Regions from separate parts of the Homo sapiens genome. Here all the other regions are linked to region 1. The links are chromatin loops, found by intact Hi-C in ENCODE. Cell type or tissue: PC-3. All regions are shown on one strand. Region 1 overlaps RTKN2 (rhotekin 2). Region 2 has its middle 120 kb from the start of LINC02621. Region 3 has its middle 110 kb from the start of LINC02621. Region 4 has its middle 150 kb from the start of LINC02621. Region 5 overlaps ARID5B (AT-rich interaction domain 5B).

What was found. A loop is a pair of places that touch in the nucleus more often than their neighbours do. Peaks named below come from ENCODE experiments on the same cell type or tissue, not always from the same donor. Only the 100,000 strongest peaks of a DNase experiment are listed, where the experiment ranks them.
Region 2: it touches region 1 in a loop (2.9-fold over the local background); 8 of 110 quality-filtered maps call a loop at or near these places.
Region 3: a loop joins it to region 1, with 3 times the contacts of the local background. A loop is called at or near these places in 8 of 110 quality-filtered maps.
Region 4: it touches region 1 in a loop (4-fold over the local background); 5 of 110 quality-filtered maps call a loop at or near these places.
Region 5: a loop joins it to region 1, with 3 times the contacts of the local background. A loop is called at or near these places in 15 of 110 quality-filtered maps.

Annotation. Positions count from the first base shown.
Region 1 is chr10:62,228,986-62,233,985 of GRCh38, reverse strand. All of the region lies in intron 6 of RTKN2 (rhotekin 2), which reads left to right. Among named protein-coding and RNA genes, the nearest start is that of LINC02621, 28 kb to the left of the region's middle. In PC-3, no CTCF peak of the experiment used is centred here; DNase peaks (open chromatin) are centred at 2,015, 2,475 and 3,435; H3K4me3 peaks cover 1,772 bases; H3K27ac peaks cover 3,269 bases.
Region 2 is chr10:62,134,811-62,139,810 of GRCh38, reverse strand. No RefSeq gene overlaps it. Among named protein-coding and RNA genes, the nearest start is that of LINC02621, 120 kb to the left of the region's middle. In PC-3, no CTCF peak of the experiment used is centred here; DNase peaks (open chromatin) are centred at 2,740 and 3,940; H3K27ac peaks cover 2,564 bases.
Region 3 is chr10:62,150,862-62,155,861 of GRCh38, reverse strand. No RefSeq gene overlaps it. Among named protein-coding and RNA genes, the nearest start is that of LINC02621, 110 kb to the left of the region's middle. RefSeq lists an enhancer at 647-816. In PC-3, no CTCF peak of the experiment used is centred here; DNase peaks (open chromatin) are centred at 2,481 and 3,211; H3K4me3 peaks cover 429 bases; H3K27ac peaks cover 1,509 bases.
Region 4 is chr10:62,109,674-62,114,673 of GRCh38, reverse strand. No RefSeq gene overlaps it. Among named protein-coding and RNA genes, the nearest start is that of LINC02621, 150 kb to the left of the region's middle. RefSeq lists enhancers at 4,773-4,842, 4,873-4,922. In PC-3, no CTCF peak of the experiment used is centred here; a DNase peak (open chromatin) is centred at 2,173; H3K27ac peaks cover 2,404 bases.
Region 5 is chr10:62,074,014-62,079,013 of GRCh38, reverse strand. The region is part of intron 8 of ARID5B (AT-rich interaction domain 5B); the gene reads right to left. Among named protein-coding and RNA genes, the nearest start is that of ARID5B, 170 kb to the right of the region's middle. In PC-3, a CTCF peak has its summit at 2,041; a DNase peak (open chromatin) is centred at 1,903; H3K4me3 peaks cover 1,211 bases; H3K27ac peaks cover 2,560 bases.

The DNA of each region.
Region 1 (5,000 bases):
TTCACAAATAGTTTTATGTTGATGTTTCTTTGGAACACTGTTGATCAAGCTGCATTCCTAGAATTTCTTTGCATGTTTCGTCGAGTTGGCTCTTCAGCATGTCAGTAATTTTACTGTAATTATAAAAAGCAAAATATTTTAGGTATAGATCCTAGAAATGCCAGTCATCAGAATTTAATGAAATTACTCTTTTCATGTGATATATATTACATGCAAAATATACTTTGGCACTCTAGCATAGTGTCTTTCAATCTCTTTGGATTGATGCTCATGCTAAAAAAATACATTTTACATCGTGACTGAGTGCACAGTTATGTAAGCAGATAGATTTTATGAAGTAATTCTTAACCCTTACTATTTACAATATAATTATCAGGCATTTTCTTATTCTTTTGCTTTCAGTTTTTTTTAATGCTGTTTGTAAATCATTAAATTGATTTCATGACCCGTGAATCAGTCCCAGTCTACATTCTGAAAAACAGTCATAGAAGATGTCTTTCCAATGTAAATGTCATTTAAAAGGAGGCAAGAGACCTTTAATTTTCTTCTCTTAGATCTAAGACCATCTTTAAAACTTTTCTGCATTAATATTATATCAAGGATTTGCTGGAAGGTACTTTAATTCAGTCATAAGGTGGTGGAATTAATTCTTTTTAATGATTAGATAAACAATTCTATTTCCAGGTTTAAGCAGGTTTTAGTGCAGAAAGAGATCTTAGAGATAATTACCCAGTTCAATAAGTTTTACATTTTTTAAGTAGCAAAGCTCCTATTTTAAAAATGACAGGACCAGTAGTGTCTTTTATCCAACTACACTATATGGTAGAAAAGTTACATTTTCCCCTCACTTTCTCATATGAAAGGCAAAGATGTTCATACACAATCACTTCTTTTTAGAAAGCTTTTCAGAAACATTTTTGGAGTTTCATGCACCTTTACAGCATGTAAAAACAATGAATGTGCTTCTTAAACAGTTTAAAACTTCATTGTTTGTCCATGAATACTCAATTTTTAATTTCTGTAATTTATTACTTCTGTGACCCAAGAGAGATTAATTTACTCTGAGTTTTTGTTTTTCCTTCTGTAATAATAATACATAATAATATCTCAACTCCATAGGATAATTACGAGATTTAATAAGATAATTCATGGATTTGGTTTATAAAGGAAGCATTTTGTAGTAAGCTCTGTTACCATTATGGTTACTATTTTTACTGTTCCCAGACCAGTGCTTTTTCTAGGGCTTTTTTTTTTAAACTCATGCTAAAACTTCACAGTTTAGAAACTTGACATAGGATTATAAAATGTAGCCACATTTTTTCATTTAAACTACATTTATAATTTTATAGGAGGTCATTTAAATGATGTTAGAAACTATATTTAAGGCTGGGGGCAGTGGCTCATACCTGTAATCCCAACATTTTGGGAGGCCGAGGCAGGCAAATTGCTTGAGCCCAGGAGTTCGTGACCAGCCTGGGCACCATGGTGAAACCCCTTCTCTACTAAAAATACAAAAACCCAGCCCCAGCTGTAGTCCCAACTACCCAGGAGGCTGAAGTAGGAGGATCACCTGAGCCTGGGAGGTTGAGGCTAAAGTGAGCTGTGATCATGCCACTGCACTCCAGCCTGGATGACAGAGTGAGACCCTGTCTCAAAAAAAAAAAAAAAAAGAAAGAAAGAAATTATATTTAATCTATATTTCTTTTTGAAGCCTAGAGGAATTTTTGAGAATAAATTATTGTGCATTAAGTTCTTTTTAATAGACAGCCATATAGATCTTGGAGTGTCTGTTTTCCTGTTCAGAATTTTTCATTCTATTTGGTTTATTCTGAGTTCAAACACGAATTTTCTTTATAAACATTTCCCCCTTGAATCTTGCGTGCCATTTGTTTATTTGATACCATTAAAGTGGGTCAAAAGATACAATAAAACCTTTTACAACATTTCACAAATCATGTCCTTGTAATACCAGCATTCTGTTGACACTGTAGTGTGAACCCAGAGTCTACTAGGTTAACTCATAGCCCGGGACTACTCTTACCTGATGCTTCCTTAACTGACCACTTCAGCACCATGGTAGGAGTTTAAAAATCAGGATGCATAAGGGGATCAATTTTGTATATTTAAGTGATCTAGGTCAATGCGAAGATTTCTAATACAGCTTTTAGTCTTTAACCAAAATGGACACATATAAAATGATAAAATTTTCCCTAGTAATATGATATGTGACCAAATATAGCCGTTCTTCCTGACAAGAGTGCATTTTTTAGACTACCATTTAAGCCATTTTTTTTTAATAACATTCCCCTTCCTCCAAAAAAATGTTGTAACAATTGCCCTATTTGATAGAAAAAAAAATGTAGCTGATTAAACTTTTGGGAACTCAAAATTAGGGTTGGCTAAAAGGAATGAGTGTGATGTTTTAGAAAGAAAATGTTATCCTGACAAGAATGTTTTAAAAGTGAGGTCACTGTTGGTTTTGGAAGCACTGGCATTGTAGTTAGTCATGTTTTAAAAATGAAGCAACTTGAAATATCATAAAGTATTGTTTGATCTGAAAGAAGACAGTGAACATTTTTGGTAATTTTTAGTAAGCTCCCTGATAAGATTCATCTATTCATTTTATTGTGGAATTTAGCTTACTAAAATTCCTTTAGCCAGATTTTCCCAGTGCATCTAATAGCTGAATTAACTATTTTATGTTCCTTGATAACTATTTAGTACATTATTCTTTAAATATACATCATTTTAAGCAATCATCGTGTGAAAACTGGTAAAATTCAGCATGATTATTTACTTGACAAAAGATGTATTGTTTCTTAAAAATAAGCCACTAATACTACATTTTATAATACTACATTTTAAATATGATTAAAGTTATAAAACATGCATCCAAACACTTGTTCAGAATACATGGATTATTTATGTTTTGAGGAACGAGACTGTTAAAGATTTGGTGATGTGACAGATGATACAGTTTGTAAACATAACTAAGAAGTTACTCAACTATTATATATAATTAATTAAATCATTGTAGAAATGATTATTCAGCAATTATGTCATTTGGTAAATTCAAAGGTTAATAGGTCCCTGCACTCAAAATTCTTCCAGTTTAGTAAAATGTAGTCATTATTTGTTTTAAAGGAAAAAGTATCTTAAACTATTTATTAATGAGTTATAAAGCCAATATAATACACTGGGGCTCAGTGAGTTATAAAGCCAATACGATACACTGGGGCTCTCTTTCCAGTATACCTCTTGCAAGCTACAGGCAAGTCAGTTACATTCTCTGAACATCAGTTTCTTCATCTGAAAATGTGGAACAAAATATCTGCCCTGCCTACCTCGAGCAGTTTTTTTGAACCTTAAAAAAGATGTTGCTTGTCAAAGTGCCTTAAACTGCACATAGAGATGAAGTATGACAATGCTTTGCATGCAGTTGATTCCTAGGGGTGGTTTTCATCCTGTTACCACTTAACCACATTAATCATTTGGTTAGAAAAATAATAGGCCCAGTGCAGTTGCTCATGCCTGTAATCTCAGCACTTTGGGAGGCCGAGGTGGGTGGATCACCTGAAGTCAGGAGTTTGAGACCAGCCTGGCCAACATGGTGAAACTCTGTCTCTACTAAAAAAAAATACAAAAAATTAACCAGGCGTGGTGGTGAGCGCCTGTAATCCTAGCTACTTGGGAGGCTGAGGCAGGAGAATCGCTTGAACGCAGGAGGCAGAGGTTGCAGTGAGCTGAGATTGAGCCATTGCACACCAACCTGGGCAACAAGAGAGAGACTCCGTCTCAAAATACAAAAAGAAAAAGAAAAAAAGAAAAATAATAGAAACTTGGAAATAGAACCTAGAAGGAAAAAGTTACTCGTAGTTTCTAAACCAAATAATTTTTATCATTTCAAGCTGATATTTTACTTTCAGGTTTTTAAATGTCTAGCTTTGGGGGATATTTAGACAATAATTATACTGCACATTCAACTTTCTTCAGAATTTATTACAGAGTCTTTACATAATTATTTTGATGGCCACATTATCTGTTAGTGGGCTATATCATAGTTTAACTGTTTTTAGAGGAGGCTATCAATAATTTTTTTCATATTGTTATGTGTCATTCATTGGAAATAGAGGTAAATATCTTACATATTAACCTTAAAGTAGTTAAAAGATGTCTTAGTCACAATCATTTCTTAAGGCCCAAGAAAAAAATTTAAACATATAGTTTGGTTATCACATAATTTTAGTCAATTCTGCCACACAAATTGCCTTCTAAACATGCCATCTCTCCAGTGCACCCAGTACAGATGCAATGAATAACATAGTTTCTTCCTGTGCACACTAATAGTGTTTAACATTCTACAGTATATTGAAATGACTCTTCCTAAAGTGAAGACTACTCAAATGTTTTTAGTGGCCAATAAGAATAAATTACAGTGTCAGTCCTAAAAATAAAACCCAAAAGTGTCTTCATTGTCTTTATTTCTGTATCCTACCATTTCAGATATTTTTCTTGATAGACTTAACATACGTGTGTTAAGAATAATACAAGTATTAGCCCATCTAATACCTTGACCTCTCAGTTTCATGACCTTGCACCAGTAATCTTGTCCTCTTTCAATTCAACCATCTACCCCGTGATTGTATTCTAGATCTTGTCATTACTAGTAATTGCATGTCCTCTGTAATCTTTGTAGTAGGTATCCCACTCTCTCCACCATATCCCACATTTCCAGGTTCTTCCCTTCAGTACTCTGACTCCAACTTAGCTTAGAATACATAATTTACTGTTTTATCCTTTCCTAGCATCTCTCTTCTTTTGTCATACTTGCCTTGGAAAAACTCCAACCTTGGTTAACTCCTACTTTTAGTTCCTTTGCACTCGTACTCATGAGGAATAGATGAAGAAGCAAGAGAAAAACAGTTATACTTCCTGGTCTCACTTGAGATACATAATCCCTAACCTTAAGTGGGTTCCCAGTATGACCGAGCAATTCTACT
Region 2 (5,000 bases), 94 kb after region 1:
GAAGTAATACTATGTTATTTGAAAATTGTCTGGCTTCAGTTGAAAATGTATATTGCAAACTCTAGGGCAATCATTAACAATTATAAAAAATTTTTTTTTGAGACAGAGTCTCGCTGTGTCACCCAGGCTGGAGTACAGTGGTCTGCAGCCTCCGCCTCCTGAGTTCAAGTGATTCTTCTGCCTCAGCCTCCCAAGTAGCTGGGATTACAGGCACCCGCCACCATGCCTGGCTAATTTTTGTATTTTTAGTGTAGGCAGGGCTTCACCATGTTGGCCAGGCTGGTCTCGAACTCCTGACCTCAAATGATCCGCCTACACCGGCCTCCCAAAGTGCTGGGATTACAGTCATGAGCCACCATGCCCAACCTAAAAACATTTTTTGAAGAAATATAATTAATATGCTATGACAGGAGAGAAAATGGAATGATATAAAATGTGCAATTAAAACCAGAGAAGGCAGGGCTGGGTGGGGTAGTTACATCTATAATCACAGCACTTTTGGAGGCTGAGGTGGGAGAGTCACTTGAGCCCAGGAGTTCGAGACCAGCCTGGGCAACATAGAGAGACCTCATCTCTACAAAAAAGAAAAACAAAATTAGCCTGGCATGACTATGCTACTGGTAGTCTCAGCTACTCAAGAGGAGGTGGGAGGATGACTTTAGCCCAAGAGGTAGAGGCTGTAGGAAGCCAAGAGCATACTACTCCACTGCAGCCTGGGTGACAGAGCAAGACCCTGTCACAAGAAACAAAACAAACAACAACAACAACAACAAACAAACAAAAAAAAGAGAAGGCAGAAAAAGAATGGAAGATAAAAATCAATCGATTGATCAGTTAATCAAGGGCAAATATAGTATGTATTAATCCAACTACATCAATAATCACTTTAAATATCATTGGTCCAAATACACAATTAGAGGACTGAGATTCTAAGTGGATAAGAAAATTAACAGCCAACTATATGCTGACAAAAATAATCCTACTTTCAATTTAAAAATACAGATACATTAAAAAGAAAGGAATGGAGAAAGAGCATGCTAACACTAATCAAAATAAATCTAGAATAGCTATTATTAATTTCAGAAAAAATCATGCATAAAAGCAAGAAATATTATCAGCGATAAAGAGGAACATGACATAATGATAAAGGGGTAAGTTATTCAAGAGACATTACAGTCCTTAATATGTCCACACCTGCAATGTATTTCTGATGCTGACTTAACAGGTTAAGGGCTCAGTCCTCCACAAATCTCTTCTCACTTCAGATACTAGCTGCAAGCTCCCAGTTTCCAGGCTACCCACACTTCTGATCAAATGGCTACAGATTTGGGGTTCCCACTATCCTCTTAGGCCTGATCATTCACTAGAATGACTTACAGAACTCAGCCAGGCGTGGTGGCTTACGCCTGTAATCCCAGCACTTTGGGAGGCCAAGGCAGGTGGATCATGAGGTCAGGAGATCAAGAACAGTCTGTCCAAGGTGGTGAAACCCCCTGTCTCCACTAAAAATGCAAAAATTAGCCAGGCATGGTGGCAGGCGCCTGTAATCCCAGCTACTCAGGAGGCTGGGGCAGGAGACTCGCTTGAACCTGCGGGGGCGGAGGTTGCAGCGAGCCGGGATTATGCCACTGCACTCCAGCCTGGGTGAAAGATTAAGACTCCATCTCAAAAACAAACAAACGAAAAGAATGACTTACTGAACTCATGAAAGTGTTTTACTTTTGATTACAATTGTATTATAAAGGATACAAACCAAGAACAACCAAATGAAGATGCATATGGGTGAGGTCAGGAAGCGCCTTATCCTCAGGACACATCACCTACCCAGCATATCAATGGGATGGAAAGTGCTTACTCAAGCTCCGTGTCCAGAGTTTTTATTGGGTTTCACTATATGGGCATGGATGATTGAATCACTGGTCATGTGACTGAACTCAATCTCCAGCCCTCCTTCTCTGCATAGAATATTACTATAAAGTTACAGTAATTATGGCAATGTGATATTGGTACAAGGCTAGATGTGAAGTGATAGAACATAATAGAGAGGTCATAAATAGACCCACTCATATATAGTCATTGGATTTATAGAAAAGGTACCCCTTTATTCAGTGGAGAAGGGTTGGCCTTTTTAATAAATGGTGCTGGAAGACATATTCATATATATTTTAAAGTTTCTTACTCATTATTCATGCCATGTGCAAAAATTGATGCAAAATGGATATAGAGCTAAAGCTAAAATTTTCTAGAAGAAAAATATGTGAATTCATGTTAATGATCTAGGAGTAGGCAAAGAATTTTTAAATAGGACACAAAAAGTATTAATCATAAAATGTTAATAAATTGGAATTGATTAAAATTAAGAACTTATGTTTATCAAAAGACTTCATCAAGAAAGTAAATATATGAATCCAGATTATATAAAGATTTTCTAAAAATATTAAGAAGACCCCCAAATTATACTGAAAAACTAGCAAAAGATTTGAACAGATAATTTACAAAAGAGGATATCCAAATGACTAATAAGCATACGGACAAGTACTCAACATTATTATTCTTCAAGAAAATGTAAACTAAAAACCCACTAAAATGCTTGTGTATATCCATTAGAATGACTAATATTATAAAAACTGGAAACACCATATGTTGTTGAGGATGTGAAACATCTAGAATGTTTAAACATTGATGGGAATGGAGATTATCACTTAATAAAACCATTTGGTAATAACCACTAAAGATAAATGTACATCTACCCGATGAACTAGAAATTCTACTCCTAAACATGTACCTAAAAGAACTAAGTAAATATGTCCACAAATAGTCATATAAAAGAATGTTTGGGCTGGGCACCGTGGCTCACACCTGTAATCCCAGGAATTTGGGAGGCCAAGGCGGGCAGATCACAAGGTCAGGAGATCGAGACCATCCTGACTAACACGGTGAAACCCCGTCTCCACTAAAAATACAAAAAAAAAAAAAAAAATTAGCCAGGCCAGGTGGCTGGCACCTGCAATCCCAGCTACTCAGGAGGCTGAGGCAGAAAAATGGCGTGAACCCGGGAGGTGGAGCTTGCAGTGAGCCAAGATCACAGCACTGCACTCCAGCCTGGGCGACAGAGCGAGACTCCGTCTCAAATAAATAAATAAATAAACAAAAACTTAGCCGGGCATGGTGGCTTGCCTGTAGTCCCAGCTACTCAGGAGGCTGAGGCAGGTGACTCTCTTGAACCCAGGAGGCAGAGGTTGCAGTGAGCCGAGATTGCACCACCGCACTCCAGCCTGGCGACAGAGCAAGATTCCTTCTCAAAAAAAAAAAAAAAAAAAAAAAAGAATATTTAGGCGAGGTATGGTAGCCCACGCCTGTAATCCCAGTGCTTTGAAATGCTGAGGGGGGAGAATCACATGAGGCTAGGAGTTTGCAACCAATGTGGGCAACAAAGAGAGAACCTCTCTCTACAAAAAAGTAATTTAAAAAATTGGCTGGCATGGTGGCTCACATCTGTAGCCCTAACTACTTGAGAGGCTGAGGTGGAAGGATGGCTTGAACCCAGGAGTCTGAGACTACGGAGCCATGATCATACCACTGCACTCCAGCCTGGATGACAGAGCAAGAACCTGTCTCTTTAAAAAAAAAAAAATGTTTGTAGCACTTTATTCATATTCATCATGGCCTAAACCTAGAAATCACCCAACGTCTATCAAGAGGTGAATGGATAAATCTTGTGTGGTCAATTTCCATATTCTAGAATATCGTTCATCAATAAAAAAGAACAAACTATGGATACATGTAACACCATGGATAAATATTAAAGAATTATATTGAAAGAAAGAAGTAGATATAAAATAGTACTACACTTTCATTTCATATTTGAAGTTCAAGAACAGGAAAAACTAATCAGTGACAGTAAGAGTCAGAAGAGTGACTAGCTCTGGGACAGGGGAGATGACTAGGAAATGACTCTGAGGGAAACTTCTAGTGACAAAACATTGTATATATTTTGGGTGTGTTTCAAGTTTGTAGAAACATGTAAAAATTTGTCAGCCTTACACTTAAGATTTGTCTACTATGGCCGGGCGCGGTGGCTCACGCCTGTAATCCCAGCACTTTGGGATACCGAGGTGGGTGGATCACGAGGTCAGGAGATCGAGACCATCCTGGCTAACACGGTGAAACCCCGTCTCTACTAAAAATACAAAAAATTAGCCGGGCGTTGTGGCACGCGCCTGTAGTCCCAGCTACTAGGGAGGCTGAGGCAGGAGGATGGCGTGAACCCAGCAGGTGGAGCTTGCAGTGAGCTGAGATTGTGCCACTGCACTCTAGCCTGGGCGACAGAGCCAGAATCCATCTCAAAAAAAAAAAAGATTTATCTACTATATGATATATAAGTTACACTTTTTTTTTTTAGAGACAGGGTCTCACTATGTTGCTCAGGCTGGAGTGCAGTGGTATGACCATAGCTTCTGCAGCTTCGACCCCCCTGGGCTCAAGCCATCCTCCCACCTCATCCTCCTAAGTAGCTGGGACTATAGGAATGTGCCATCATGCCGAGCTAATTTTAAAAAATTTTTCTTGGAGACAGGGTCTTGCTAAGTTGCCCAGGTTGGTCTTGAACTCCTGGGCTGAAGCAACTCTCTCACAAAGAATTGCCTCCCAAAGTGCTGGGATTATGGGAGTGAGCCACCAGGCTTTGTCAATACCTCAATTTTAACAGAAAAAAACAATTAAACCTGAATGTACTTGTACCTCAAGCTAATAAAGCTTTTCATACCAGTTATAAAGTCAAAGGTAACTATCATCAGAGTGAACAGGCAACCTAGAGAATGAGGGAAAATTTTCTCCATCTATCCATCTGACAAAGGGCTAATATCCAGAATCTACAAGGGACTTAAACAACTTTACAATAAAAAAAAAAAAACCCATCAAAAAGTGGGCAAAGGATATGAACAGACACTCCTCAAAAGAAGACATTTATGCAGCCAACAAACATATGAAAAAAAGCTCAT
Region 3 (5,000 bases), 78 kb after region 1:
CCTTCAGCCTGGGTGACAGCAAGACTCTGTCTAAAAAACAAACAAACAAACAAAAACAAAAGAAAATCCAGTTAATTTAAAGAGTGCTTACATATATTCAATAATAACGACAATGATAAAAAGATGTTACTTTTTTGTATTGAATTCACCATGATTTTCTTTTCAAAACCAAGTGTTCTCCTTTATGAAGAAGCCATTGGAAGTCCATAATTGTTCAATAGCATCTGCCCTTGCTAATTCCAGAGGAGCTGTAAATTAGGATACACACATGTGGCCAAAGGAAACCATTTCCTTGCCTGTCACCTCGTATGTCAACGATCAGTCAGGAGCTGGCTTTTATGGCCCCCGTAAGAGCCAGGAAATGGGGCACCCTGATGGAGCCGCAGACAGGCCCTGGACGACCCCGCCACTAACTGCACACATTTTGTAAGCTTGCCTGCCAGGAGATGCTTTCTTCACAGAGTTAATATATGAAGTGTTTACTATAGCACTTCATGAAGATTCCCTTCTCCACAAATCCCTCCTCTATGGAGGCCCCTCCCCCTAATTTTAGGAAGAGGGCCTAAGAATGCTCCATACAGGTTGTAAGAAGAAGGTACTTCCCGCATTACAAGTTGCTCCCTGCCATAAGTGTGTAAGAGGCACACATGCACCTGCCTCCAGCAAGTGCAGTAACCACTGGGTCAGTCAGCTTAATCCTCCACTCTCTCCAGCACCCATCAAGGTTTCTCTACCATTCTACATTACAGTCACCAGCAAGCTGTTGATCAGAATTGTGTGCTCTACCCTCTCCTCCCTGGCCAAGTCTCCTTGATGGAGTTATGCTCAGATGTGCCTGGGTAATGCTCCCAGGGGGTCTTTCAAGAAATGTCCATTTGAAACCCACAACTGTATTTGTTCTAAGGATGTTGTTATTTACTGTCTCACAGAAAATCCCTTCATGAAGACCATAAAAAAAGTCTTTGATTCAACATTAGAAAGAGCTAGGCTCTTCCTGAGGCGCTGGCTTCTTGTTATTGCTCCTAATTTTGTTTCTGTGAATACAGCAACTGGCCTTTGCTCTCTTTTCACTGGCTGCTAGAAGACTTTGTAGTTCACCTCTACTCAAAACTGCTCATTAAGGATTTTTAACCACTGACTTTATCCCTGGTTTTATCTTATTTCCCTAACTTCCCATTCCCTTGATCCATTTCATCATTTATTTTTGTTATTTAATAATGTATGGAGCTCTGTACACAACTTTAAAACTTTCTGGAACTGGGTATAGCATAAATACCTAAAAAGCAGAATATCCATTCCAACATGTATTGAGCACCTACTCTATGCCATGCCCTGTGCTTGGTCCTGAGGCCCTTAGATAAAAATAATACAGATCGCTGCTCCTGGGGAGTTTACAACCTGGGTGTGCTGTAGTGCCCTATGGACCTCAGCGACTGGGAACCACTACCAGGCACACTTTGCTCACATTGAACCCTGGATATGCAGGAGCTGAACCATGACAAGGAAGGGCCAGTTCTGACTATGTAGCTTAGTGGTCATTCTTTCTTCCCACACTTCCTGCAATGTACTGGGATTGGTCTTCTGCATGGGGCTATTTGTGTCTATATTTCCTCCAGAATGCTAAATCTGCAGTGCAGTTTATACCCATACATTCCAGGCAAGAGAAAGGTCTCAATTAGTATTCATTGACTGGATGGACAGATGAAGGGATGTTACTTTCTTGCTTAAATACTCCAGTGTAAAAAATCATATTTAGCATAAAATTTAAATTCCTTACATTGGCCTGTAATGAACTACACTATCTGCCATGCACCCCTACCTCTCTGACCTCCTTTGCTTTACTATCAATCTTCCTTTTGTTACTTTCACACCTGTAAGTTTTTGTCCTCGGGATATGACCAGACCAGATCCTTTCTTCATTTAGGTCTCAGCTCAAATGTTAACCATTTTTAAGAGGTTTCATCCACATGAAAGTATTGTCACCACCAGCCCCACCTCCATCACTGTGGATTGAATGTTTCTGCATCTTTGACTTTAGACCATTCATGTTGACTGCTGAATCGCACACAGCCTACTGAAATAACCTGCTGATTGCACAAGGTCAAGTTTATTCCCCAGTGCAGTAAGAGATACGGCTCCTTTGATGGAATCTTAGAAGCATCTTAGAAGGGGGTGGTCAAGGATGGAATATTGATAAGATTTTGAGGAACTAGTTTAGGTGGGTCTTTTAATGTAGAGACTAATTAGAATTGTTCAAAGTTGTGATATAATAGTTTGGGACTGATGAATATAGTGAAGTGAGGTTTTCACACAGCACCTCGACAGGTATGCAAACCCCTTGGGTTGTTCTGAGAAGGGGCCAGCTACTCTGATGAGGACTAGTGAAGAGTCTATTGGTCAGACAAATGCATTTCCAGGAACTTCCTGAAACAAACAATAACATTATTTGCAGCTTCATCATTTTAGGGCTAGCATTTTGTGGAGTTGTGCAATCATGTTAATGCTGAGTCAAATAGTTGGATCATGTTAGGATGTACAGTAAGCTGTGTGCTTATAATGGTTTCAGTTCTCATTCATCACTATAAAATTATTATGTTTATTTAATTACTCTTTTATTATCTGTTTCTTCATTATCACCACATACAAATATAATTTCATGTGTATGTCATTCCTCCTGTTCATTTCTGTGTTGAGTACTTACAATAGGGCCTGACACCAAATGGATGCTGAGTATTTATGAAATTTAAAGTAAAATCACAACTTTGCCTGTATTCAACATCAAAGGTCAGAATGCTACATTATCAACTTCTTGCTGAAGTCCAAACAGCACCTGTTTCTTTCATCGGGAACCTGTACAATGGAAATGTGGATATTGTGTTTGGATTAGAGTGCTCCCAGAGTCTAAAGGAATTTATTCTCTCATTTATAATGAATACTTATTCTCTCATTATAATGAGAGAATATTTTATTCACTTAATCCACAAGCGTTTTATGAACCCCTCCTATGGGTCTAGCATGGTGCTGGATGTTTGCTATATCAAGCATCTGATTGCTAATTGCCATCTGCAAAAATTGAGGGGTCTGAACAAATCTGTTCTTCTCATTCCCCTACATGTCTGAGTTGAAATAACATTGAGCATTTTTAGGCATTAAAAAGACCTGCTCATAAAGAGATGACACATCTCTTTAAGGAAAATGGAAAAACATTCCTTGCTTATGAATAGGAAGAATCAATATCGTTAAAATGGCCATACTGCCGAGAGAAATTTACAGATTCAATGCTATTCCTATCAAACTACCAATGACATTCTTCAAAGAACTAGAAAAAAACTATTTTGAAATTGATATGAAACTAAAAAAGAGCCCAAATAGGCAAGGCAATCCTAAGCAAAAAGAACAAAGCTGGAGGCATCATGTTACCCGACCTCAAACTGTAGTGCAGGGCTACAGTAACCAAAACAGCATGGTACTGGTACGGAAACTGACACACAGACCAATGCAACAGAATAGAGAGCCCAGAAATAAAGCCATACACCTGCAACCATCTGATCTTTGACAAAGCTGACAAAAACAAGCAATGGGGAAAGGACTCCCTATTTAATAAATGATGCTGGGATAACTGGCCAGCCATATGCAGAAGATTGAAACCGGACTCCTTCCTTACACCATATACAAAAATCAACTCAAGGTGGATTAAAGACTTAAATATAAACCCAAAACTATAAAAACTCTGGAATATGGCCTAGGAAATACCATGGTAGACATAGGAACTGGCAAAGATTTCATGATGAAGATGCCAAAAGCAATGGCAACAAAAGCAAAAATTGACAAATGAGATCTAATTAAACAGAAGGCCTGCATAGCAAAAGAAACTATCAACAGATCTGGCAAAATAAACAGACAGTCTACAGAATGAAAGAAAATATTTGTAAATTATGCATTTGACAAAGGTCTAACATCTAGCATCTATAAGGAACTTAAACAAATCTACAAGAAAAAAACAACCCCATTGAAAAGTGGGCAAAGGACATGAACAGACACTTTTCAAAAGAAAACATACATGTAGACAACAAGCATATGGAAAAAAAGCTCCATATCACTGATCATTAGAGAAATGCAATACAAAACCAAAATGAGATACCATCTCACACCAGTCAGAATGGCTATTATTAAAAAGTCAAAAAAAAAAAAAAACCAGATGCTGACAAGGTTGCAGAAAACAGGGAATGCTTACACAATTCTGGTGGGAATGTAAATTAGTTCAGCCATTGTGGAAGGCAGTTTGGTGATTTCTCAGAGAACCCAAAGCAGAGTTACCATTCGACCCAGTGATCTCATTAATTGTGTGTATTAGTCAATTCTTGCCCTGCTACAAAGAGATACCAGAGAGTGGATAATTTATAAAGAAAAGGGGTTTGATTAGTTCATGGTTTCATAGGCTGTACAGGAAGCATGATGCTGGGATCTGCTCAGCTTCTGGGGACACCTCAGGAAACTTGTAATCATGGTCAAAGGCAAAGGGGAAAACCAGTACTTCACATGGCCAGAGCAGGAGGAAGGGGATGGGGGAAGGTGCATACACTTTTAAATGACCAGAACTCAGGAGAACTCACTCTCTATCAGGAGAACAGCACCGAGGGGGAAATCCGCCCCCATGATGCAATCACCTCCCACTGGGCCCCATCTCCAACACTGGGGATTACAATTCAACATGAGATTTGTGTGGGGACACAGATCCAAACCATATCATTGGGTATATAACCAAAGGCATATAAATTGTTCTACCCTAAAGACACATGCATGTATATGTTCATTGCAGCACTATTCACAATAGCAAAGACATGGAATCAACCTAAATGTCCGTCAGTGATAGACTGGATAAAGAAAATACCTATACACCATGAAATACTATGCAGCAACCAAAAAACAGAATGATATCATGTCCTTTGCAGGAACATGGATGGAGCTGGAGTCCATTATCCTTCGCAAACTAACTCTGG
Region 4 (5,000 bases), 120 kb after region 1:
CTCATGAATAGATGAATGCCCTCCTATGGGGGTGAGTGAGTTCTCCCTCTGGGGGAATGGATTAGTTCCCATAGAGCAAAAGCAGGTTGTTAAGAGTCTGGCTTCCTTGATTTTTGTCTTTCACTTCCTCGCTTGTTCTGTGATCTCTTTGCACATCCCTGCTCCACTTCTTCTTCCCACCATAAGTTGAAGCAGCCTGAGGCCCTCACCAGATGCAGCTGCCTAGTGTTGAACCTTCCAGCCACCAAAATTATGAACTAAATTGTGAACTAAAATTGTGAACTCTTTTTATTTTTTTATTTTATTTATTTTTCATTTGTGTTGAGACGGAGTTTCACTTTTGTGCCCAGGCTGGGGTGCAATGGTGCAATCTCAGCTCACTGCAACCTCTGCCTCTCAGGTTCAAGCGATTCTCATACCTCAGCCTCTCGAGTAGCTGGGATTATAGGTGCCTGCCACCATGCCCAGCTAATTTTTAAATTTTTAGTAGAGATTGGGTTTCACCATGTTGGCCAGGCTTGTCTTGAACTCCTGGCCTCACGTGATCCAGCCCGCCTTGGCCTCCCAAAGTGCTGAGATTAACAGGCATGAGCCATGGCACCCGGCCATAAACCTCTTTTTAAATAAAATTACCCAGCCTCAGTTATTTTGTTGCAGCAACACAAAATGAGCTGAAACACACGCCTAACCTGCCAAACATCATAGCTTAGCCTGGCCTACCCTAAGGGTGCTCAGAACACTTGCCTTAGCCTATAGTCAGGCAAAATCATCAAACACAAAGCCTATTGTATAATAAAGTGGTGAATATTCCATGTCATGTATTGAATACTGACTGAAAGTGAAAAACAGAATAGTTATATGGGTACTTGAAGTATGATTTCTACTGAATGTATATCACTTTCGCAGCATCGTAAAGTAAAAACAATCCTGTATGAAATCATTGTAAGTGAGGGACTATCTGTGCTGGTAACATTTTGGTGTTTATCTTTATGTTCATATGCCTATACATAAAACACAGACATTTTGTATTAATTACATTTATTGTTTATTCTGTTTTTACAAAATGGGAACATATTACTTGTATTATTAGGCTGATGCAAAAGTAATTGTGGTAATTACTTTTAATGGCAAGAACCACAGTTGCTTTTACTTTTGCACTAACCTAATATTTTGTAACCTTCTTTTTGCACTTAATATATTTTTGTTGTACTGACTTATCATTGAATATATTTTATGAATACCATCATGTATTTAACCAATCTCCTACTGCTGGACATTTAGGTTATCTTCCAAGTTTTTTATATTAAATAATGATGCACTGGAAATCCTCAGACACATGTCTTTGTGCCCTTGTGCTATTATTTCCTCAGATACATTTCCAGAAAGAAATTGTTGAATCCAGAGACTCAGTGCCACGTTTTATGTTTTGATAGATACCACAAAACTGCACGGAAGTAATGCTGTGTCAACTTGTACTCTTACCAGTGGCATTTAAGAGTTTCAAGTGCTCGGTTTCATCAGGAATGACTTGATTCCCTGGCAAGAGCTTTCACATTAACAGTGATATTGGTAATGCTTACTAGATCAGACCATGTGCTAAGTACAGGTTGAGTATCCCATATCTGAAATGTTTGGGACCAGAAATGTTTCAGATTTTGGAATATTTACATTACATATACGTTCTGATTCTGCATCCCAAATCCAAAGAATTCGAAATCTGAAATACTTCAACGAGCATTTCCTTTGAGTATCATGTCAGTGTTCAAAAGGTTTCGGAGTTTGGAGTATTTTGGATTTTAGGTTTTTTGATTAGAGACATTCAACCTGTAGTTATTGAGCATTATTTCATTTAGTCCTTACAATGTGTAGGGGAGATAGTATAATATCTACTTTCAAGATGAGAAATCTGAAGCTCAGAGAGGTTAGTTAACCCACTCAAGTTTACACAGCTAGGAGGCAACAATGTTGGGGATAACCAAGATTCTCTCCTTAACCAAACTTTAATCAGGCTCCTCTGAGTCATCTTTTTGATGAGGCCTCACCCTGAAGGCTTTGTCCTTGGCCTATTTAGTCCAGTTTTAGTAAGAATCCTGTTGGGTCAGTTTAGCAAATATCCCCCACCCTTGATATCTGATGAAATTCCTCATCCCCATCTCTGGATATTTTTTCACCCTGGCCTTCCTTCAGCAAGAAGCTTGTCAAGTAGGTTTAGCCAGAATCTGCCTTACCCCTTGTTTACCCTTATAAAATGTTTACTGTTAGTAATTTTCCATCCACTGACCCTACCCTGCCCCTTGGCTATAAATCTCTACTTTTCATTGTTGTATTCAGAGTTGAGGCCAATCTCTCCCCCCTGGCAAAATTCCATTGTAGTAGTCTCCCTTGAATAGTCTGGCTTACTGTCTTTAACAAATGTCATGAATATATATATATATATATATATTTTTTTGAGATGGAGTCTCGCTCTGTCGCCCAGGCTGGAGTGCAGTGGCGCAATCTCGGCTCACTGCAACCTCCACCTCCCAGGTTCCCGCCATTCTCCTGCCTCAGCCTGCCGAGTAGCTGGGACTACAGGCGACCGCCACCACGCCCGGCTAATTTTTTGTATTTTTAGTAGAGATGGGGTTTCACCGTGTTAGCCAGGATGGTCTCGATCTCCTGACCTCATGATCTGCCCGCCTCGACCTCCCAAAGTGCTGGGATTACAGGTGTGAGCCACTGCGCCTGGCCAATATTTTTTTTTTAATAGGGATTGAAACCTGGGTCTGTCTGACTTTGTGGACACTGTCACACTCACCAGTATTTTTGAAAAAAGAGTTCTAAAAATTTTGGACTTGAATCTCCAGTAAACTACAGATATCCTTTAAAACAAACACATTTCATACATGAAGGTGCACAGCATAATTGGTTAAAAGAAGTTACTGTGGTATCAGACTACCTAGCTCCAAGTCCCAGCTCTGCAACTCACAAGCTGGGCAAATCACTTACTTGGCAGTGCCTCTGTTCCTTCGTCTGTAAAATGGGGAAAATATCAGTATGTACCTCATAAAGTTGTCATGAAAATTAAATGAGTTCATACATGTGAGCACTTTGAACAATGTCTAAGTACCAGCAAGCACTGTTACGTATACACTATTATTGTTATGCACGCAATATATCATATTCATTGTAAAGAAAACCCTATCCCCACTTAAAAAAATCAAAAAGATGAGATAAAAAGTAGATTAAACAGAAATGCATTATATTCTGCCTGTCTTCCTGGACTGGCTTGCACAGCTCCTGGCTTCCTTATTTTCTCCTTTGGCCACTGTGGGGATTGACTGTACCCACTTTGAATATTCCAATGGGCCATGTAGACCCATAGTGTGAGCCCATTAAGATCATAGACTGGGGATATTGTTCAGGAACCAAGAGGCTCAAAGAAACAAGTTTGCACTGAGAATGAGTCTGAGTACCCAAAGATCAGGCCGGAGTCCTGCCAGGAGAGGGGCAAGGCTGGCACTTCATTTCAGCTAAGCACAAAGTTTACATCGCATTGAGGACTTTCCCTGACCCATCTCTTTTCAAGTAGCTCCCTCATTCCCAGTCAGTCTATTCCATCACTTAGTTGTATTTTCTTCTTCACTGCTTCTCTGAAATTGTCCAATTTCTTTGTTTGTGTGTTTATTTTCTGTCTCCTTCATCAAGATATAGGATGCCATCTATTTCTTTCATAGTAGTATTTCCGGTGGTTAAACCAGTTCCTGGTACAGGGTTGGTGCTCCATAGATATTTATAGGATTAATGAGAAATTTAACCTTCTCTTATCGCCCCAGGGACTGCAAGAAGCTAATAAATAGAAGTTAAGGAACTTGAGAGCTTACCTAGGTAGCTCCTCCCCTATTGCCCGCCCCCTTCCTCATACTCCCAATTGATAAATGAGAAAATTGAAATTTGGAGGTTAGGAGACCATCCAAGAACATACACAGAGCAGGACCGAGGGCTCCTGACTCTTTATTTGACATCCAGGGGCTACATTGTGATGCCTTTTCTTTGCGGGAGGGAATAGGAGAATGCAGAAATTTTCTTTGTGTCTAAAATAGATTAGAAGGTGTAAAATCCAGGCCCTATCTTCTATCCACTGTGAGTCAGAACAAACTGTGTCTGCCTTCCATGGTTTTGAAATAATTTTGATCTAGGAAAGAAGGAAAAAGGAAAAAAGGAAGGGAGGGAGGAAAAGCAGAAAAAGGAACAAGGAAGACGAGAAGGGAAATGTTAATGAGGATATTTCTTTCCTTTTTGGTGTTGGGAATTCTCTGGAGGGTTTCCAGCCCTGGGCTAAAGGATACCTTCTTCTCTCATTCTTCTGGGCCACAGTTGCATTCGGCCTGAGGTTTCTATGGGAGACTAGATTTCAGGTCTATTTAAAGAGACAAGATGATTTGCCTACTACACCTTTTTGTTGAAATTTCTCAATCTTTTCCCATACTCTACTTCTTCTGAATTACATTTTGCCTCCTCTTGCTTTATTTGTATTCCAGCTAAGCCTCACTTCCTCAATGTCCTTCCACATTCTCAACAAAGTTGTATCAGATATTTATTGAGCTGGAACTTATTATATACAGTTACTTTCACTTCCCCTTTCTATGGATACTGCAGACATCTGTTTGAGTAGCTTTATTAGCCCTATTTTTTTACTTATGGAGACAAGGACCCAGAAAAGTTAAGTGATAACTTACCCTGGTATATAAGTCACAGTACTAGAATTTGAAGCCAAATCATGCAATTCCAAAGCCCATGCACTTTCTGTTATATCAGAGCCACTTCCTCTTAACACCATGTTAACCATTTAATAGCAGATTTGGCTGCAAATGACAGAACATCCCATTAATAGCACCTTAAACAAATGGGAAGCTTATTTTTCTCACATAATGAAACATGTAGATGAGCATCATCAGGCCTAGTGTAGTGGCCCAGGGATGTCAGGGGAGACTCAGCTTTGCTCTGTTCCACTGTGCCCT
Region 5 (5,000 bases), 150 kb after region 1:
CAGAAGAAGCCCTATGGCTTGGGCACTGGGCAACTACTCTTACAATATGCTACAATAACCATGCCATAGCTCTTCAAAAGGTAGTGATACTAGTTGGATCATGCCCAACTTAATATCGGATGGTAAGAGAAACTTGAGAATCATATCCTCCATGAATTCCAGCCTCTAGGACTTAATCTTACCAAGCCCAAGCTTCCCATGGTCTCCCTAATAAAGCTCCTTTGGGGCTTTCTATGATGTCTCCATGCCACATGTAAGAGCATCTAGACTAATGTTGTTCCTATGCCTTTCAAATGACAACCACATTGAAGAAAGTTGGAATGGACTTAAGGAAGGCTGATGTTATGTCCCAGGGATTAAAATGCATGCTTATTACAGTGAACACAGACCATGCATGGTGCCTAGCCCTCTACAATGCCAGCCAGCAACAACTGCAGCAATGACTCTTCTCAATGAAAAAAGCCCAATGACTTCAGAATTGAGTTGTATGGATCCATTTCAAGGGCAGATGAACATTATTTCAAGAATAATAAACCCAATACTGTTTTGTTTTGAGACAGGGTCTCATGCAATCACGGCTTACTGCAGCCTTAACTTCCTGGACTCAGATGATCTTCCCACCTCAACTCCCTGAATAGATGGGACTACAGGTATGCGTCACTGCACGTGGCTATTTTTTTTATTTTTAGTAGAGATAGGGTATCACCATGTTGCCCAGGGTGGTCTCAAACTCCTGGGTACAAGCAATCCACCCACCTCGGCCTCCCAAAGTGCTGGGATTACAGGGTAAGCCACTATGCCCAGCCAACATGGCAGTGTTTTCAATGTGATGTGTACCCCACAAATGATGGAAGCCAGTGTCAAAATATAAAAATAGGCAAACAACTATTGCATTTAAGCCCCATGCATGTTAGATCCTACTGGTTCCAGAACTTCTGAAATGTTCAACAGTTCTCCCACAACATTTATTATTTTGGTCAAACTTTGTAGTAACTTACACAAAAACAAAATGTTCCAAGAGGTTTTCAGTGGAAGAGTTAAGAATATACTTTAATGGTAAACAATTACATTCTTCTGTCATATGATACTTTTTTTCCCTTTTCTTTTTTGGAAACATGCTTTCTGAATTTTCAATAGTTCCTTTGTGAAGGCATCTGTTACTCACATAACTGAAAAGATGTTTGTGCAGTGGCATGCTTGAGAGTACAGTTATTTAATCTTAATGATAAAACCCTGAGGACAGAAAATCACAAGTAGAAACCTTTTGTTATTTATCAAAAAGAAAAGGGCTAAGACACCTAATCTATTCTCAAATTTAAATTCATGCTTGATGAAAACTATCAATAAAACATGGGACCTGCAAGGTTTCTTAAATACTATAGTTAGGTTCAAAGGATGGGACAGAGGAAGTAGGATAAAAACAAAAATGAGACAATAAAGGAGCTCGACAAAGAAAAACTGCTGTTTGGCAAGCTTTTTTTTTGGGGGGGGTCAAACAAAGAACTCGCTGTAGTTTACAGCATGACATACACACTTGATTAGTTTGTGCCTGAGGGTGTTTTTACACTCAACAGTGTAAACTCTAACTTCTATTAATTACAACTTGCATTTAGAGGCAAATTTAAGAATTTTTAAATAGAGATTTTTTTCAAAGGCTGTTGTTTATTTTTTTAAAATAGAAACCAGTTTTTCTACTCCAGGGTCTGGCTAGAGTTTTGTTTTCCTTTCTAAAAGTTTCTTGAAATATCCAGGCATTGGAAAGTTATCAGAGCATTTTAGGCATGCTGAGTGATACAGACTATGCGGCTCTTGTGTATGAAATTACCTGACTGTCCTTTGGAGAGAAATTCTTTACAGATGACAAGATGAAGCTACTCTGGGTGTAGGGTGTTTGCATTGAACTGACTCAGAGCCCTGTAAGAACAAGCTTGGTGGAGTGTAGATGGAAGAGAAGCTGTACAACCTCAGTCAGCCTAACTCTGGGCAACTTGTTTTCAGTTTCCTGGGCTTCTGGTTGTTGATAGGGCTAGGATGCCCTCTGTGGGTTTAGGGAGATGAGAGTGGCAGGGTGGCCGTGTTGCAGAGGTAAGCCCAATAGGGGCCACAGGTCAGGACTGCCATGAGAAAGACAGTGTTGGGAAAGGAAATGCAAGTCCATTGACTGGGTAACCTTACCATGGATGAGGATGGGCAGAGTCTACCCACCGCACCTTAGGATAATAGTTCATAGACATGAGAGGATAAACTACACTACCTGCCTTTGGGGTATGTGACTTGGAAATTCAGCCTTAGGACTTTCCTGACAGCCCCTACCTTTTTATACACATTTTCCAGAGGGGACTTTGCTCATTTCAGTTGAAATTTCTCTCTTCCTTCTTTGATCCCTGTTGAACTTATTTTTTTTAATTACATAAAACTAGTTTTTATAGATGTAGTTTTTTTTTTTTTTTTTGAGACAGAGTCTCGCTCTGTAGCCCAGACCGGAGTGCGGTGGCGTGATCTCGGCTCACTGCAACCCTCCACTTCCCATATTCAGCCATCCCGTGATTCATCCCGTGATTCTCGTGCCTCAGACATCTGAGTAGTCAGGATTACAGGTGTGTGCCACCAGCCCCAGCTAATTGTTGTATTTTTTAGTAGAGGCAGGGTTTTACCATGTTGGCCAGGCTGGTTTCGAACTCCTGGGTCTCAAGTCATCTGCCCGCCTCGGCCTCCCAAAGTGCTGGGATTATAGGCGTGAGCCACCATGCCCACCACAGACATAGATATAACTCTCTTCCATGTGTGTACGGCCTTTGACTCAGATCTTGTGATGGGTTAGATAAACCAAGGATCATGGCATCTTCCAGTTCTAATGAGTCGTGGTGGCTCCCTGGGGATGCCATACTGAGAAGAATTCTGAGGCTGAACCCGGGCTCACCGGAAGCAGCATCCTGTTCCTTTAGCAATCTCAGCTATGAATGTGGTGGCAAGGGTACCTCCTCATTGTTTGCCAGCCAATTCTCAACTCTTTGCTTTATATGTTCTCATTACCCCTGAGAGTGCTCTCTGCACATGGCAGATGTCCAAAAAACACCGATTGGGTTTTGAGGGCAGCAGTAAATAAAAAAGACAGTTAATCAAATGGCAAATCTATCCTATCCAAGAAAATGCAACAGGCCAGTAGGAGAGGGCTTCTTGCCCATTCCAAATGTAATCTTAGGCTGTGTTGATAGACTGACACTGCCCGCATCCTGAGAAATACTACATGCCACATCTGGAGTAGCTTTGGGTATTCTGAGTGACACAAACTGGAGGCGCCTGCATGAGAGCAAGCCGAGCTGGTGAAGGTCCATTACTGACGCTCTGAGGCTTGGTTGAATGGAACAGGAAGACCTGAAGTGAAAGAGGAGCTTTGACAAGCTCCTGGACGCTGATCAGAGCAAAGGGAGCAGACATGTGGCGAGTCGTCCTCCGAAGGCAAGGCAAGGTCAATGGGAAGCCACAGAGGGTGTTTTGCTCAGCACACGGAAGAGTGTGTAGAGCAGAGTAAGAGCGCCTGGAACCCTGAAGCTTCCTCTAGGCCCTCCCACTGCAGGGCGCTGTATCAGAGGCTGGAGAGCCTAGTGTCAAGCATATTTCAGTCTTTGTGGAACTTGGCATCCTGTAGGCTATATTTTGCCCCTGGGCATGTTTGATTTAGCTTATATAAAATATTTTTTTAAATATTGGAGCCAGTGTTTGTAAGTTAGGTTATTTCACATTAAAAAAATATCTTGAAAACATAGAAGGTCAGGAAGCGCACAGACGGCATCTACCTACAGCAACAGTGTGGGCTGGTCCCTTTGGGCTCTCTGGCCCGGGCTGTGCGTGCCAGTTTCACACTTTCCAGCCGTGGCCCCTGCACTCATCTTTGCTACCTGCCTCCATAAATATCTGAGTTTGTGGCCAAGATGTAGGAGCGGACCTTCTCCACTGACCTGGGTGAAAGACGAGTTTTCTAAATTTCCCATCTGATGCTGACTGATGCTTTTGTAAACAACCATAAAAATGAATTACTAGAAAAATGGAATTCAAAAGGAGGCATACAAAACACAAGCCCCAAGTTTTTATTAGCTTCAACAGACATAATGTTATTCTGGCAAATTTCAGCGTAAGTGTATCAATGCTTATTCGCAATTGCTGTGCTTATTAGCTTGTTATGGGCTAGTAGAAAACAGTTCATGGACAAGTCAGAAAATCTCATTTGAGTAGCACTGGTCTAGGGAGTTGCTAGGGGTCCTCTTAAATATACAATTCTGAGATGTGGCCTGTGACTTTCTGAATTGCGTATCTATTAACTCCAAGGGTGTCCAAATGAGCAAGAATACATGGAATCATGTCCTTGATGTGCACAGAACTGTAACTCACCTTTCCTTCCCCAGCCTTTATCCATGGTATGATTAGGTGGGTTCCTTAGAACCTGATATATTTTTGGTCCTTAACTTAAAGCACATGCTTATCTTATTCAAAACATGAAGCCTCCCACACTCTACCTTATACCTTCAGAGAAAAAAGGCAGAAGCTCCAGCTATCACCCAGTATCTGCCCAAGTACATCTGGCTTGGGTACAGCTCACCTTAAGTCCCTGCAAAGAAAGCTGCCTCAGCCATGCAGGGTGACAATCTTGTCCAAGGAATGCTTATGGTAAAAGCAAAAGGTTGGATTTGAAATTAGGCATTATGTGTGCAAGAAGATGAAGAATAGTTGCTAATTTCCCTCACAAACAAATACATTTGTTTATGATTTTGATTTTCTAAATACTCAAAAATGCACATCATAAAGTACTTTTGCTTTAATGCTCCTTTTAAAATCCCTAATAACAACTTCATGTGCTCCACAGAAACAGACCATGTAATTTATTCAGGAAAATTAAAACCAGTAATCTAGCATTCTGAGTAAAGATTTTTTTCCCCCTGCATGGACTTTAAAAACATTTTTTAAAAAGGGAAATCTGCATGTGAAAACAAAGCCTTTAAAGT